Linked DNA regions of Homo sapiens: region 2 is linked to region 1. Evidence: chromatin contacts called from ENCODE Hi-C or POLR2A ChIA-PET data. All regions are on one chromosome and are shown on one strand. Each heading gives the region's core, a stretch centred on a gene start or an enhancer-like site at or near the end of the contact. The rest is flanking DNA. Distances are from core to core; before and after follow the strand shown. Region 1 has its middle 8.1 kb from the start of RNF111. Region 2 overlaps MYO1E (myosin IE).

Evidence for each region. Hi-C counts contacts between places; a loop is a spot of excess contacts on that map. ChIA-PET counts read pairs that join two places held with the same protein, here RNA polymerase II (POLR2A). Pooled maps may share reads with other maps.
Region 2: a pooled map shows a loop between it and region 1 (2.9-fold over the local background). The contact joins two enhancer-like sites. A Hi-C loop is called at or near these places in 2 of 50 pooled maps. POLR2A ChIA-PET finds 5 or more read pairs at or near these places in 2 of 52 experiments (GM12878 and activated naive CD8-positive, alpha-beta T cell).

Annotation. Positions count from the first base shown.
Region 1 is chr15:58,975,565-58,983,535 of GRCh38, forward strand. No RefSeq gene overlaps it. Among named protein-coding and RNA genes, the nearest start is that of RNF111, 8.1 kb to the right of the region's middle. RefSeq lists enhancers at 3,824-3,923, 4,314-4,363. Within about 2 kb of position 4,032, at least 5 of the 41 ENCODE cell types and tissues checked have a DNase peak (open chromatin) inside an H3K27ac peak, as active enhancers do; they include GM12878, where a contact is called at or near this core.
Region 2 is chr15:59,330,627-59,338,597 of GRCh38, forward strand. The region is part of intron 1 of MYO1E (myosin IE); the gene reads right to left. Among named protein-coding and RNA genes, the nearest start is that of MYO1E, 38 kb to the right of the region's middle. RefSeq lists an enhancer at 4,952-5,021. Within about 2 kb of position 4,970, at least 3 of the 41 ENCODE cell types and tissues checked have a DNase peak (open chromatin) inside an H3K27ac peak, as active enhancers do; they include GM12878, where a contact is called at or near this core.

The DNA of each region.
Region 1 (7,971 bases), core at 2,782-5,281:
ACTCCAGCCTGGGCGACAGAGTGAGACTCTGTCTCAAAAAAAAAAAAAAGAATATGGATTATGGCCTTCCTTCACATCATGTGGCAGTGCAGAAAACCACACACCTTGGTCCTACACTGCTGACCACCTTGAGCACCTGGCAGATACATCTACAAACCAAGATCCTTTGCGGAGGAAGTTAACATCATAACAAATCTCAGATAATTTCTATAAATAATATTTCAACCACAGTTTCCTGAACACAGTGAAAGATAAAGAGGAACACAAAGACACAAGAAGCTGAGTCAGAGTCAGCAGGAAAAACAACAGAAAAAGAATCACAGGGACTCCAGAAAATTATAGACATGGGCTATAAAACAACTATGATTACTGTGTTCAAGGGACAAAATCAAGATAGAAAATTTCAGCAGGAAACTGTGAGCTATAAAAAACTGACATAGCAGATTTGGGTAAAAAAATTCCGGAAGCAAAAGAATATGAGACCAAATTTTTAAAAATTGGGCTAGTAGATTAGTTATAATTGAAGAGAGAATTAGGTGACTGGAATAAAGCTCAGAAGAAGCTATCCAGAATGAAGCAAGGAGTAATTAAACAATACAGTATAAAGGGTAAAAGTATACTAAATACAGTGGGAAGATCTAACATATGCAATTGAAGTTTTAGAAGAAAAAGAGAAAGAATGGATTATAGGTAATATTTTAGATATAATGGTTGATAGTCCACTGTCAAGAAGCCCTACGAAGCCCAAGCAGAATAAATAAAAGTATTAATAAATGCTCAACTGGACACATCAAAATGAAACTTTAATAATCAAGACAAAAAGAAAAATCTTAAAGTAGCCAGAAAAAAAATACATCAATTTAGAAGCTACACAAGGACTTCAGAAGACAGTGAAATGATATCTACAAGGTGCAGTGAGGAAATAACTATCACTCCGGAAATACTCCATTAATGAAGGTGAATCCATATATTTCCAAAAAAAAACAAAAGAGAGATATTATCAATAGCAGATAAGCACTTAAGGATATTCTAGGCTGGGCGTGGTGGCTCATGCCTGTAATCCCAGCACTTTGGGAGGCCAAGACAGGTGGATTACCTGATGTCAGGAGTTTGAGACCAGCCTGACCAACATGGAGAAACCCCGTCTCTACTAAAAATACAAAATTAGCAGGGCGTGGTAGCGCATGCCTGTAATCCCAGCTACTGGGGAGGCTGAGGCAGGGGAATCGCTTGAACCTGGGAGGCGGAGGTTGTAGTGAGCCGAGATCACACCATTGCACTCCAGCCTGGGCAACAAGAGCAAAACTCCATCTCAAAAAAAAAAAAAATATATATATATATATATATATATATACATATATATACACATGTATATGGATATTCTATAGATTATTCCTCATGTAAAAGGAAAATTATCTTGCATGAAAAATCAGAGATGCAGAAATCAATGAAGACCAAAGAAAATGATAATTATGAGGATAAATCTAAATCATATTGACCGCGGCGGGGCGCGGTGGCTCACGTCTGTAATCCCAGCACTTTGGGAGGCTGAGGCAGGTGGATCATAACGTCAGGAATTCGAGACCAGCCTGACCAATGTGGTGAAACCCTGTCTCTACTAAAAAAAAAATACAAAAAAAATTAGTTGGGCTTGGTGGTGTGAGCCTGTAATCCCAGCTACTCAGGAGGGCTGAGGCAGGAGAATCGCTTCAACCCGGGAGGTGGAGGTTGCAGTGGGCCAAGATCGCACCACTGCACTGCAGCCTGGGCGATAGAGCAAGACTCTGTGTCAAATAAAAAAAAAAAATCATATTGACTGCGAAAACAGGGGGTGTGAAAAACAATAATAAAGTCTTGTGGGGTTTAAATGTTATAGAATTTCAGTAAATGGCCAAAATATCACAAATGGTATGTGTGTGTGTGGAGGGAGTGTATATAGTAGATTTTTTTTTTGTTTATGTTTTTGAGACAGTAGTCTTACTCTGGAGTGCAGTGGCACAATCATTGCTCACTGCAACCTCCACATCCCAGGCTCAAATGCTCCTCCCACCTCAGCCTCCCAAGTAGCTGGGACTACAGTTATGCACCACCACACACAGCTAATTTTAAAATTATTTGTAGACACAGGATTTCACCATGTTGCCCAGGCTGATCTTGAACTCCTGGGCTCAAGTGATCCACTTGCCTTGGCCTCCCAAAGTGCTGGGATTACAGGCATGAGCCACTGTGCCCAGCTGGTAAATATTTTAAAGCAATTTATGGATTCTTGATCAAGAGGATATTAAATGTAACAATACTAGATTTTAATAGGTAAGGATGAATGTGGTAATTGCTAAGGCAATCATTAAAAGAATAAAACAGAATATAACTGCAATGAGATGCTACTTCACACCCACTAGGATGTCTATAATTAAACAGACACACAATAATAAGTGTTGACAAGGATAGGAGAAATTGGAATCCTCATATAATGCTGATGAGAATGTAAAATGGTGCAATGCAGCCACTGTGGATCAGTTTGGCAGTTCCTCAAAAAGATAGTCATAGAATTACCATTTGACCCAGCTATTCCACTCATAGGTATATACCCATAAGAAATGAAAACAGGAACTCACACAGATACCTGTACATGAATGCTCATAGCAGCATTATTTATGATCATCAAAATATGGAAGCTTGAGTGTCCATCAATGGGTGAATGAATACATGATTTTAGAATTTTAGAATTCCTTTTCAGTTTTGGGACATTTTTATTTCTTTTTTTTTTTAATTTCTTTTTTCCATTTTCTTTGTTCTCCCTTGGAAGAACTTTTATTAGACTTTTTTTTTTCTTTTAAATGAGATGGGGCTCTCTCTGTGTTGCCCAGGCTGGCATCAAACTCCTGGGCTCAAGGAATCCTCCTTGATTATAGGTGTGTGCCACCGTACCTTGCTTCTATTAGATATTTTACTTCTAGGGTTGGACTTCTATCTCTCTTATCCTTTCCTTCACATTTATTTTTCTTTTTGTCTTATATGCTGGAATATTGTCTTTCTTTTATCTTTTAACCCTTCTACTGAATTTTAATTTCAGGAATCGTATTTTAATCTCTAAAGATTCTTTCTTCCTTTTTAAAAAATAACATCATTTTCCTATTGTAAGAATGCAGTATCATTTTTAATTTCTGAGGATATTAGAGAGTTTAAAATATTTTCCCTCTTATGTTTTTTGAATTATCTCCATTCTCTATTGTCATTTAAAAACCGTTTATCGGCTGGGCACAGTGGCTCATGCCTGTAATCCCAGCACTTTGGGAGGCTAAGGCAGGCGAATCACCTGAAGTCAGGAGTTCAAGACCAGCTTGAAACCTGGACTTGAAACCCTGTCTCTACTAAAAATACAAAAATTAGCCAGGTGTGGTGGTGTGCACCCGTAGTCCTAGCTACTCAGGAGGCTGAGGCAGGAGAATCACTTGAACCTGGGAAGTAGAAGCTGCAATGGGCCAAGATCACGCCACTGCACTCCAGCCTGGCAACAGAGTGAGACTCCATGCCAACAGAGTGAGACTCCATCTCAAAAAACAAAAACAAAAACAAACAATAAAAAAAAGTTTATGAAAACTAAATGTGGCTGGGCGCAGTAGCTTACACCTGTAATCCCAATGCTTTAGGAGGCCAAGGTGGGTGGATCACTTGAGGCCAGGAGTTCAAGACCAGCCTTGGCAACATAGCGAAACCCCATCTCTACTAGAAATACAAAAATTAGCTGGGCATGGTGGTGCACACCTGTAATCCCAACTACCCGGAAGGCTGAGGCAGGAGAGTCGCTTGAACCTGGGAGGTGGAGGTTGCAGTGAGCCGAGATGGCGCCATTGCACTCCAGCCTGGGCGACAGAGCAAGACCTTGTCTCAAAAAAAAACCAAAACCAAAACCAAGAAAACCCTAAGTGTGATGTCTGTGTGGAAGGGTGCTGCCTACCACCAGGCATGTGTGGGCAGGTGGGGCCTATACATCTTAGAATGTGAAGTATTTATCACTGCTTGTCTCACCAGCTGTTCTGGTTCTTCTCAATTACTTCAATGTGTTTCTTTACAGAACTCCCTGCTCCTGTTTTTAGCCTAGGACTTAAAAGCCTAGATGCCACATTTTCTTTATGTGGTGAGAGAGAGGTGAAAAGGTTTCACGGGATTGTGCCCAGAGAGACTTATGATTAATCTCCTCTGGTTTCATTTCTACATTTTACTGTTGGCCTCCCTTGCCTTTGGCCTGAGTCCATAGCCTGTCTTGTATTCTGCAAAGCATAGCAGCTTGCTTGTTGGTGCAGCCTTCTTTGACAGTAGTTAATGGTGTAGCTTTTTTTTTTTTGAGACGGAGTCTCGCTCTTGTTGCCCAGGCTGGAGTGCAATGGCTCCATCTTGGCTCACCGCAACCTCTGCCTCCCGGGTTCAAGCGATTCTTCTGGCTCAGTCCCCTGAGTAGCTGGGACTATAGGTGTGCACCACTACGCCCGGCTAATTTTGTATTTTTAGTAGAGATGGGATTTCACCATGTTGGTCAGGCTGGTCTTGGACTTCCCACCTCAGGTGATCCGCCGGCCTTGGCTTCCCAAAGTGCTGGGATTACAGGCGTGAGCCACCCTGCCCGGTCTGGTGTAGCTTTGATACTTTGCTATAACAATCACTAGTCCTCTGATTTTTATCTTTCAGATATTAGGTGGAATAACTTGCTTGCTAATGACCTTCTCCCATTTTCATTTGTGTTTTGTACGTTTTTAATTCCTTTCTCGTTTGTCAGGGTGATGTTGGGATGATAAACACCTGTGGCCAGTCTAGTCTGTTATCTGCTACTGAAAAAGAAAATTTCATTAAATAAAACAATATTTGCTGTATGAAGATTATCTTAAACGTACATCTTTGAGGAAAAAAATGCTAGAGCTTTACAGGTTTTGCAAAATGAACTTAATGTTGAGATGTTTAAGCAATTTTGATTCAGTAGGTGGCACTCTTTCCTAGTTTAACTCAATTCTAAATTGTGAACGGTTTGAAAATAGATTTTTCTTATCGGTATAATTTAAATAGATTGGGTTTCAGAGTTTCGTGATTGTCAACCTTAATCACTTGATATTTTCAGAATTTAAAAATACTTAAGCAAATTTTAAAATTAAGATATTAAACTAAAATCTCTAATATTTACAAATTTCTGTTGCATAATAGTGATTTATGTTCTGTCAAAAGTCAAAAATAATTACAATCTTATCAGAAGCCCTGACTGCTAAAGGTGTTTGGATTCAAGTTATCGAATAAATTTTTAAAATTCCCTTTTAGCACATGGGCACTTTCATTTTATTCTCTTTCTTCTTCTTCTTCTATATCTTTATCTCTGAACAGTCCCCCAATATATCAGTGTTTTTAATGTACTGTATAATAATTTTTTTCTTTCTTTTTTTTTTTTTGAAACATGGTCTCACTGTGTTGCCCTGGCTGGAGTGTAGTGGCTATTCACAGTCACGTTCATAGCACATTGCAGCCCTGAGTACCTGGGCTCCAGTGATCCTCCTGCCTCAGCCTCCTGAGAACAATGTACTATATAATCTTTCAACTGAGCAAAGCACAGTCTCTGCAATCCTGTAACTTAAAATCATAATCAAGTATTAGTTTGTGCAATTAAAACTAATACTAATGTAGTTTAGAGAAACTTTTAAATGATTTTGGAAAACTTTGCATGATCTGTAAATAATAACAAGCAAATGCATCAAAGTGTCTTTACTTCCTGTTCTGAATTTGCAACTAAGTAGCCAGTATGTAAATCACACTTGAAATTGTAATATAGCGTTCTCATAAATCTAATTAGGTCTGAAGCAAAATATGAAATGTTAGAACTTTAAGGCACTTTGGAGGTTATCCAGTCTAACTTTTCAATGATCAGAAACTTTTGTTTTTTTTGAGATAGGTCCCACTCTGTCACCCAGGCTGGAGTGCAGTGACGTGTTCATAGTTCACTGCAGCCTAAATCTCCCAGGCTCAAGTGATTCTCCTGTCTCAGCCTCCTGAGTAGCTGGGACTACAGGCACATGCCATAATGTCCTGCTAATTTTTTTGGATTTTTAGTAGAGATGGAGCCTCACTATTTTGCCCAGGCCGGTCTTGAACTCCTAGGTTCAAGTGATTGTCCCAACTTAGCCTCCCAAAGCACTTAGATTACAGATGTGAGTCCCTGCACCTGGCCAGAAACTTGTAATTGTAAAAAAGATTGCTAATAGAGGTGAGCGCATTAAAAATTCTGAATTTTAAAAGCGACATTGCAAAAGCATTTCAAGAGTTAACAACAACTTAATGAAAATGCTCACTGGTAAACCTCTGACTAACTTTAACCAAGTGTGTAAAAATATTGGTAATTAAAAGACTAAACTATTTCTGAGAATGGTTATCAGTCAGTTGGAAATCCTTGCTTGTGGTTCTAGGCTTACATTACCAATGGTGAATGGCAGCTTTCACTTTCATTTTTCTACACTTTTATCTTAAAAATATACTTTCACAGAATGAGAGAGCCTCAGACATGCCCAGAATTTGGCCTGATAACCAGAAACATATCATGATATTTGAAGTTTTGCTCATCTGCAAAATTCCAGGCATTCTGTGTCCCCTGGTTAGTCCATAATTTGTTACCTCTGTTTTTTAGAAACAGAGTCACAGAGATAGTATTAGTTATTGAGTCGTCTTCTTCTTCTTCTTCTTCTTCTTCTTCTTCTTCTTCTTCTTCTTCTTCTTCTTCCTCTTCCTCTCCTTCTCCTTCTCCTTCTCCTTCTCCTTCTTCTTCTGACAGAGTCTTGCTCTGTTCGGCATGATCTTGGCTCACTGCAACCTCCGCCTCCTGGGTTCAAGCAATTCTCCTGTTTCAGCCTCCCAAGTAGCTGGGATTACAGGCGTGTGCCCAGCTAATTTCTTTGTGTTTTTAGTAGAGACGGGGTTTCACCATGTTGGCCAGCCAAGTCTCGAACTCCCAGCCTCAGGTGATCCAACCACCTCGGCCTCCCAAAATGCTGGGATTACAGGCATGAGCCACTGCGCCTGGCCTCTTGATATTTCAAATATATCTTGAAAGTTGCCTTCCAAAGAAAATTGTAAATTTATTAGTTGATAAGTACTCATCACAAAGGTATTGTCTTTTGAGGTTATCCTTCTGCTAAATAGCTCCTCAATTTTTCAGAATCTATGATTGCATTGATTGCAAAACAGTTTAGTAGGATAAAGGGCTGTGTCTAATTACTATCTATCTGTTTCTATGTACATATAATAAAGATTATATAGTACTATATGTAGTATATGCTACATATATAATCTTTAAAAATAGTCTCTTTCCAATCACATAGCCTGAAATCATTTTTTATCTAGATACGTATTTTTTGAGGTGAAGTCTTGTTCTGTTGCCCAGGCTGGAGTGCAGTGGCACGATCTTGGCTCACTGCAACCTCCACCTCCTGGGCTCAAGCAATTGCCTGCCTCAGCCTCTTGAGTAGCTGGGATTACAGGTGCCTGCCACCATGTGCGGCTAATTTTTGTATTTTTAGTAGAGATGGGGTTTCACTATGTTGGCCAGGCTGGTCTCCAACTCTTGTCCTCAGGTGATCACCCTTTTCTGCCTCCCAAAGCGCTGGGATTACAGGGATGAGCCGCCACACCCAGCCCATATAGAAAATTTTAATGAGAACTGTGCTACCTCAACTAAATCAGCAGTTATGGAGTCTATAGCACTTTTCTTTCAGTTTTAAGTTCCAGTGATATCTTCATATGCCAAGAAGAAAATAAAATATTCTGAATCACGAAGTGTTCTGATTAGTTCATCTCTGAGATCCTTTTAATTATTTCCAAAGCTTTACATCTGAGGAAATAGTTCACTAAATACTTTCAAGAATTTCCCAAGATCTTCTAACTCTTGCATTACATCTTCAAACTTTTCTCCATTTCTTCCAAAGAGCTCACGAAGCTGACCAC
Region 2 (7,971 bases), core at 3,720-6,219, 360 kb after region 1:
AGGTATTTACAATAGCACCCTCCATTCCATTTAATATTATAAGTGCACCTGTCCCACCTTTATGAAAATCATGTAGAACAGGAGTCAGCAAACTACAGCCCGTGAGCCAAATCTGGCTCAATGATTATTTTTAATTTTTATTTATTTGTGTTGGTTTTTTGAGACCGAGTCTTGCTCTGTCACCTAGGCTGAAGTGCAGTGGTGCAATCATGGCTCACTGCAACTTTGACCTCCCAACCTCAGACGATCCTCCTGCCTCAGCCCCTGCAGGTAGCTGGGACCACAGGCATGCACCATCACGCCCAGCTAACTTTTTAAAAATCTGCGGAGATGGAGTCTCCCTACGTTGCCCATGCTGCTCTCGAACTCCTGGGCTCAAGCAATCCTCCTGTGTCGTCCTCCCACAGTGCTGAGATTACAGGTGTGAGCCACGACGCCCAGTCTGATTGTTTTTGTAAACCAAGTTTTATTAGAAGACAGCCACGTGATTTCATGCTACAATGGCAGAGTTGAGTAGCTGTGACAGAGACTGTATGGTCCACAAAGCCTAAAATATTTACTATCTAGCCTTTTACAGAAGAATTTTGCTAAACCGATGTAGGATCAATGAGGAAAACCTTGAAAGATGTGACAGCAGCCTTGCTCAGTCCACAGGTGGACTCACTATATTATGGACACAGTAAGTGACAGGGCTTTTAAATCACAAGCACCTTCCTTTTCCAACCCCCATCTACAACTGGGGAAACATCTCTGAACTAAGGGAAGAGCACTGATATGAGAAATCAGAGGTCAGCAACATATCAGAAAAGAAACAACTGAGAACCAAGAAACTGCCCCATATTTCAGATGAGATGGGAGAGGTAGAACAATATATACAAACGGCAAGAAAAAGATCAGATAGACTCTCCTCTCCTAGAGATCGCAATCAACTTGATTATCAACACCAGCCCCAAATTGTTTTTTATTACAAAGGTATGTAGACACAGCACTCTACCACTCCAAAAATACTAAGATGGAAAGAAATGAATCCCAAATTTTCAACAACTTATATCCCTTCCACCATCTAAATTTCATTAGGTTAACAGGTCAGTAGCACATCTTTAAAAAGTATAAATAACTCTGTTAAAGTAATACCTGTCAGTCATTTTCACCTTGATGAAAATTATTAATGTTTCAATCAAATTTTCTTTTCTGTTTATATGTAGCTAGTTCTGGCTCTACAATTCTATAATTTCATGGTTTGATTTCACTGCATGCAGCTCTCTTTTATTATTGCAGGGCAAGGGTGATATTCAAAAGAGATGAAAGGAAACAAAGACTAATTTCACAGTAAGGGTAACGTGAGGCTACTACAAGTGGAATGAAGCCCAACGGCTCTCTTCTTTAGCCTGAAATCTAGGTTCTAGATAAAAATTGGGATGCGTATAAATTAAATTTAAAAGCAAAAGTATCCTACCATGTTGCAGTAACTTAGCTTTTCCTTCCTTTACCATTTTGTGTCCTAAAACAACTCTGTGAGTAGAAATAGATAATGTAGACATTATTTCCATTTTGCAAATGAGGAACTGTGTTGTCTGAGAGGTTAAATCACTTGCTCAAAGTCACGGGTAAGGGAGAATTCAAAGTCTTCTAACTGCCGCTACTTCTTTTGTGAGACAAAAGTGTGTGATAGGATTTACTGTGTCCAAGAATGCTGCCGATTTAACGGGAAGGAATCCTGGGCTTTTGTACAGCAACACATTTACCTTCTCAAAATTAAAAAGTAAACCCATTATTTACAAATTACAACTTGCAATTAGATGGGAAGAAGTAAGCATGCTGATCTAGGATTTCCATTATGTGGCTGACACTAGGGAGGCCACGTCCATTCTCATTAGAATACACAGATTACTAACCTGACAGCAGCAGCAGTCCACAGACAGGTGTTTCTAGATGTAGTGTCCCCTGTGCTATAAATCCACAGCAGGATTGTCAGTGATGTGTCTGATGCTACAGCCACATAAACTAACTTTCCCCATCACTTAGATCAGGCATTTTTGCTACTACTGAACAGAAGAGAGTTCAGGAATTGACTTTGCTGGCGCTCTATTTTTTTTTTTAATTTAATTTTTTAGAGACGAGGTCTCACTATGCTGTCCAGGCTGGTCTCAAAGCCCTGAGACCAAAGCTCAAGTGATCCTCCCACCTCGGCCGCCCAAAGTGTTGGGATTACAGGCATGAGCCACCACGACCGGCCCTGGGATTCTATTGGATGCAGCCAATTTCTTTGTCAAGATTGGCTCCATGCTGTTATTTAATCAGGTGTTTCCTACTGTGTAGACAAACCTAACAGCTCTCCATCTTAAAAAAGGAGTGAGGAATTGAGCTGGACAGAGATGTGCATTCCAAATTTTTCTTTCCTTTTCATAAAGACTTGATCGTCTTATTTATCTGGATTGGCCATACACAGTAATCTCACTAGCTGACAGTTGCTTAGTAAACACAACTGAAGGACAATCCACTAAGAAATGTCACATTTCTTTTAAACTCTGAAATCCTATATCCCAGTTCCACATCTTGCTTTTCAAGTTTCTGTTTTAACTATCCAGCTTCATCACTATCTACTTTCTTTCTTTTTCTTTTTCTTTTTTGGAGACAGGGCCTCGCTCTGTTACCCAGGCTGGAGTGCAGTGGTGCAATCTTGGCTGGCTGCAGCCTTGAACTCCCAGGCTCAAGTGATCCTCCACCACAGCAACCCCCGGAGTAGCTGGGATTACAGGCACTCCACCACCGCGCCTGGGTAATTTTTGTATTTTTTGTAGAGATGGAGTTTTGCCATGTTGGCCAGGCTAATCTCAAACTTCTGGGCTCAAGCGATCCTCCTGTCTCGGCCTCCCAAACTGCTAGGCTATAGGTGAGAGCGAGGTATCTACTTTTGAATCTAGTCCATCTACTCACCAACCTCCCACACCCATTGTGAAATTACTACTACTACCCACAACCCTACCACACAACACTGGACCTATTTCCCATTGGTGAGTGGGTATCCTTCCTCTGAGCAAATGGACTTCCTACTTCTTTCTAGATCCATTCTCTTCCTGCCTGGCTTTCAGCTTCTAGTTTTTCATGCTTTTTTCTCCCTTTATTCCTATGTTTATAGTTGAAAGCTAAACCACAAGAGTGAGTTCAGTAAATATTTTTTGAGCTTCCACTATGCATCTAAGTAAACACTTCAGAACCAGCATATATCCTCATAGGAAAGAGCTACTTCTTCCTCTGAAACCCCCTGGAAATATGCCCAGGTAATAGGGAAGCACATGAAAGGTAAGCGACTTCCTGACTGAATAGACCAATTGCACTCAGTTTTGTGGCAGTGGATATAAAAGAAATATGAAGAACCTCTCGTCAGTGGGGCACAATGACTCACACCTGTAATAGCAATGTTTTGGGAGACCAAAGTGGAAGGATCGCTTGAGACCCGGCTGGGCAACATAGTGACACTCCATCTGTACAAAAACTTTAAAAATTAGCCTGGCATGGTGGCACACGCCTGTAGTTCCAGCGACTCAGGAAGCTGAAGCAGGAGGGTCACCTGAGCCCAGGAGGTCAAGGCTGCAGTGAACCATGATTATTGCATCACTGCACTCCAGCCTGGGTAACCAAATGAGACCCTGTCTCAAAATAAATAAATAAGTAAAAATAACTAAAAGTATAATTGGAATGTTTGTAACACAAAGAAATTATAAAGGCTTAAGGTGATGGATACCCCATTTATCCTGATGTGATTATTATGCATTGTAGGACTGTATCAAAATATTGCATGTACCCCATAAATATATACACCTACTTTGTACGCATATGTTGTTTTTCTTAAAAAAAAAAAAAAATGACCATTTTAGACGACTCCTGACATAAACACAGAAAAATGCTACCAAATGTCCTCCTTTTCCATTATGGTAACAGCATATTCCCCCCACTGGTGACAAAGTGGCAGAAACTGCTACAGGACCAAAGTAGAATCAGATGGTATCAATAAAACTGCCAACTTCATCCAAATATTCTCCAAAGCTTATTAAGTCTCTGAAAGACGATTATACAGAGATCACTTGGCAAGGGCTTTCTTTCGCAGGCCCTTCCAGTCACAATGCTGGGTCTTTGGGTTCAGCCTGGCAGGGTCAAAAACAGAAGGAAATCAGAGAGAAATTTGCCAACTCTTCCACACTGACTACAAGAATGATTTACTTATCAGACTGGCATATATGTCTCCCTCATTTTGCTCCATCCACTTAGATGTCTCACGTACAGGTCACACTTTCAGAAACCTCATAGAGAATTGCCAAGCAGACAAAGGAAGCCTATTTGCAAAAAACACATCCACCAACTCCTCCTCGCTAAGAATATCCCTGAAGAAGTTCTAACACATTTATTAGTGTAAAGATTTAACACAAAGATTGTCTCAAAGAGAACATTCACACCACACTGGGTCAAACCGTGAAAGAGAAAAACAAGGGCATTCTTGTGGCATCTAAGCCTACTCAGAATAATCTTTATTCATTATTTGCATAGCTCATGGCTTTATATTTTTATTATTAAAGTGCAATTTTGACGTTCAAATTTAAGAAGAATAAAGAACAAGATTTGGCACCACTTGGTGGATATATGTACTATCCTTGGTATGTAGTAAAAGGTGGACTAGCATCAAAGAGTGTGAAAACGACTCCAAGCTACTTTCAGACACTTCAGCTGGCAAGCGCAGGCTGCTACAGTATGAGATGTAATCTGCCAAATACCACAGAATGCAAGATTTTACGGATTTTGAAAGAAGCAAGTGATGATTCTGTGGCCACATCAGGAGAGCATGTTTTCTGCATCAATAAATCTGTGCCGAATATGAATAAAAAAAAAACCCACTTGGTTCTACCTCAAGGGCTGCTTTTCACCATTGTCCCACACATAAGCCAGGGCTGGAAAAGTACAAGAGACCCGGCCAGGCTTGCTCTCAGATCTCTTTGAAGTCCCCCACCTGTTTTCCTAGCTACTTGGAGGCCACGATGGACTTACATTTAAACTATATTAGACCTCATGCCTCAGAGATAGGCCACTGCTAAGCAGCCTGAGCATTTATTTACCAATTAACTTAGTCCGGCATTTTGAGAGGTAGTGGGAGAGACACGGACGCATTCAAATGACTCCCCTTGAGATGTCAGGAAAGAACCTGTATCATCTGAAGCCATGTGTGGCCCTGATTCATGCGGAGGAATGAGTGTCACGGACTATAAGCGGTGCTGTCTGCACACACTTGTTCTGATGCCTTTCCAATGAGAACCCGGCTGTGTGCTGTGGGCTCTCTCTGGTCACACAAAAAAACAAGTCCTGCAGCAACTCAAGTGTGCTACCCCCTCTCCCACTACACCCAAAATATTAACACAAAAGCAAAAAAAAAAAAAAATCTTGAAACTTTTTCTGGAATTAAAAAAAAACTAGGCCGAGTGCAGTAGCTCAGGCCTGTAATCCCAACATTTTGGGAGGCTGAAGCGGGCAGATCACTTGAGGCTAGGAGTTTGAGACCAGCCTGGACAACATGCCAAAACGCCATGTCTAAAAAAAATACAAAAATTAGCTGGGTGCGATGGCGTGGCCCTGTAGTCCCAGCTACTCAGAGGCTGAGGCAGGAGAATTGCTTGAGCCCAGGAGATGGAGGTTGCAGTGAGCCGAGATCATGCCACTGCACTCCAGTCTCGGTGATGGGAGTGAAACGCTGTCTCAAAAAAAAGAAAAGAAAAAACCCTAGATTCAAAGGGACATACATAAATAAGGTAAATAAGGTTTATTTATGTCCCTTTAAAACTAGCAGTCAGGCTTTCATAAGTAACTTTTATTTTTAAAATTATGTGTTTTTAATAGTACTTGAATTTTGGACATGTGTTGGATCATCTGAGAATTCTCTGATACCTCCAGTAATTCACATAGTACACCCCTGGTCTTTTTTTGTTTTGTTTTGTTTTTTAATTATACTTTAAGTTCTGGGATACATTTGCAGAACGTGCGGGTTTGTTACATAGGTATACACGTGCCATGATGGTTTGCTGCATCCATCAACCCATCATCTACATCAGATAATTCTCCTACCCCTCCCCTAGCCCCCCACCCCCTGACAGGCCCCAGTGTGTGATGTTCCCCTCCCTGGTCCACGTGTTCTCATTGTTCAGCTCCCACTTGTCAGTGAGAACATGCGGTGTTTGGTTTTCTGCTCCTAGGCTGGTTTGCTGAGAATGACGGTTTCCAGCTTCATCCATGTCCCTGCAAAGGACATGAACTCATCCTTTTTTATGGCTGCATAGTATTCCACAGTATATATGTGCCACGTTTTCTTTATCCTGTCTATCATTGATGGACATTTGGGTTGACAACTCCTAGTTTTAAAAAAAAAAATCTATGCTTATATAATACCTCCTTGCAGTTACTGAATTGTACAGTTATTGAATTGTTTATCTTTTACAAAGCACTTCTACTTTATTTCATTTGATTCTTATGGAGGTGTTTTATTATTATGAATATTTCCGTTTTACAGATGTAAAAATGGAGGGAACTGATTAAGATGACAAGAGCCAGGATTCAAACCAGGGCTCCACACTCTAAATTTCTATTGAATAATTTTTAAGTTTCCTAAGTTTACTACAGGTATGAAAACAAAACATAAGGCAGGCAATTATGATGAAACCTGCTCTGCTCAGGAATGGAGTTGTGTTATCCATATCTACAACTGCTGAGCTTGATTGTGATTTTTCTAAACATGAACATTCATCAGATATAATTCGTATAATATAAAGCACATGGTTTTATTCTGTTCTACAATTTCGCATTTGGCAGAAAATAGAGCTTTAGCCTACATTATGAAACTTAAAAGAACATTCAGACTACTATAGTCAAAAATATTTCGCTCGGCTGGGCACAGTGGCTCACGCCTGTAATCCCAGCACTTTGGGCAGCCAAGGCAGACAAATCACTTGAGGTCAAGAGTTCGAAACCAGCCTGACCAACATGGAGAAACCCCGTCTCTACTAAAAGTATAAAAAATTAGCCGGGCGTGGTGGTTTGCTCCTGTAATCCCAGCTACTCGGGAGGCTGAGGCAGGAGAATCGCTTGAACCCAGGAGGTGGAGGTTGCAGTGAGCTGGGATCGTGCCACTGCACTCCAGCCTAGGCAACAGAGCAAGACTCCATCTCAAAAAAGAAAAAAAAATCTCGCTCACAGAGTTCTTATAGGACAAAGTAAAATCTAAGCTTAGATATATCTTTACTCAATAAGGCAAATCACTTAAACATCCTCCATACATTTCCCTGTCCATGATGTGGCTAATATGGTTAAATTAAACTCCTTTTTTTCCTCCTACTCAACTGAGAAATGTCAGCGAAGAGTGTAAATTAATCAAACAAAATCCTTCTAAAGGAAATAAGCTCTGTGGTCTTTGCAGAGTCAGGTAATAGGTGTAACTAAAGTGGCCCTATATTGACAACTGCATTGTGAGGCAAGGCAAGAAAAAGTGTTCAAGTCTAAAAAAAAAAACAAAAATGAATAGATTGCTTAGGAATTTGGTAGCTGTCTCTACTTACAAATGAATTTCTATTTTCATTAATATAATTTTTTATAATAGCTATATAAACTAGATCAGTATTGACTTTTTTTTTTTTTTTTTGCTTGAAAGAGGAGTTGAAATGTCTTCCACAGCACATAGTACGTTCCTGACTCCCAGATCTGTGCTGAGCAAACTTTCTGAGTTTTTCAACCTTGGTCAATGAGAGGACTGTGTTTATTATAAATCCATGAAGGGATATCACCTGCTGAATTGCAGAGAACAGAGAAAAATGTTTCCTCTCTGGTTTTAGAACATCTCCTCTTAAGCTCGCTCCATAAAACACTCAGCCAACCCTGCCTGCAAGATGTCCTCAGTGCTGAGCCAGGACTGTCTCTATGGGCTCTCAGGAGTATTGG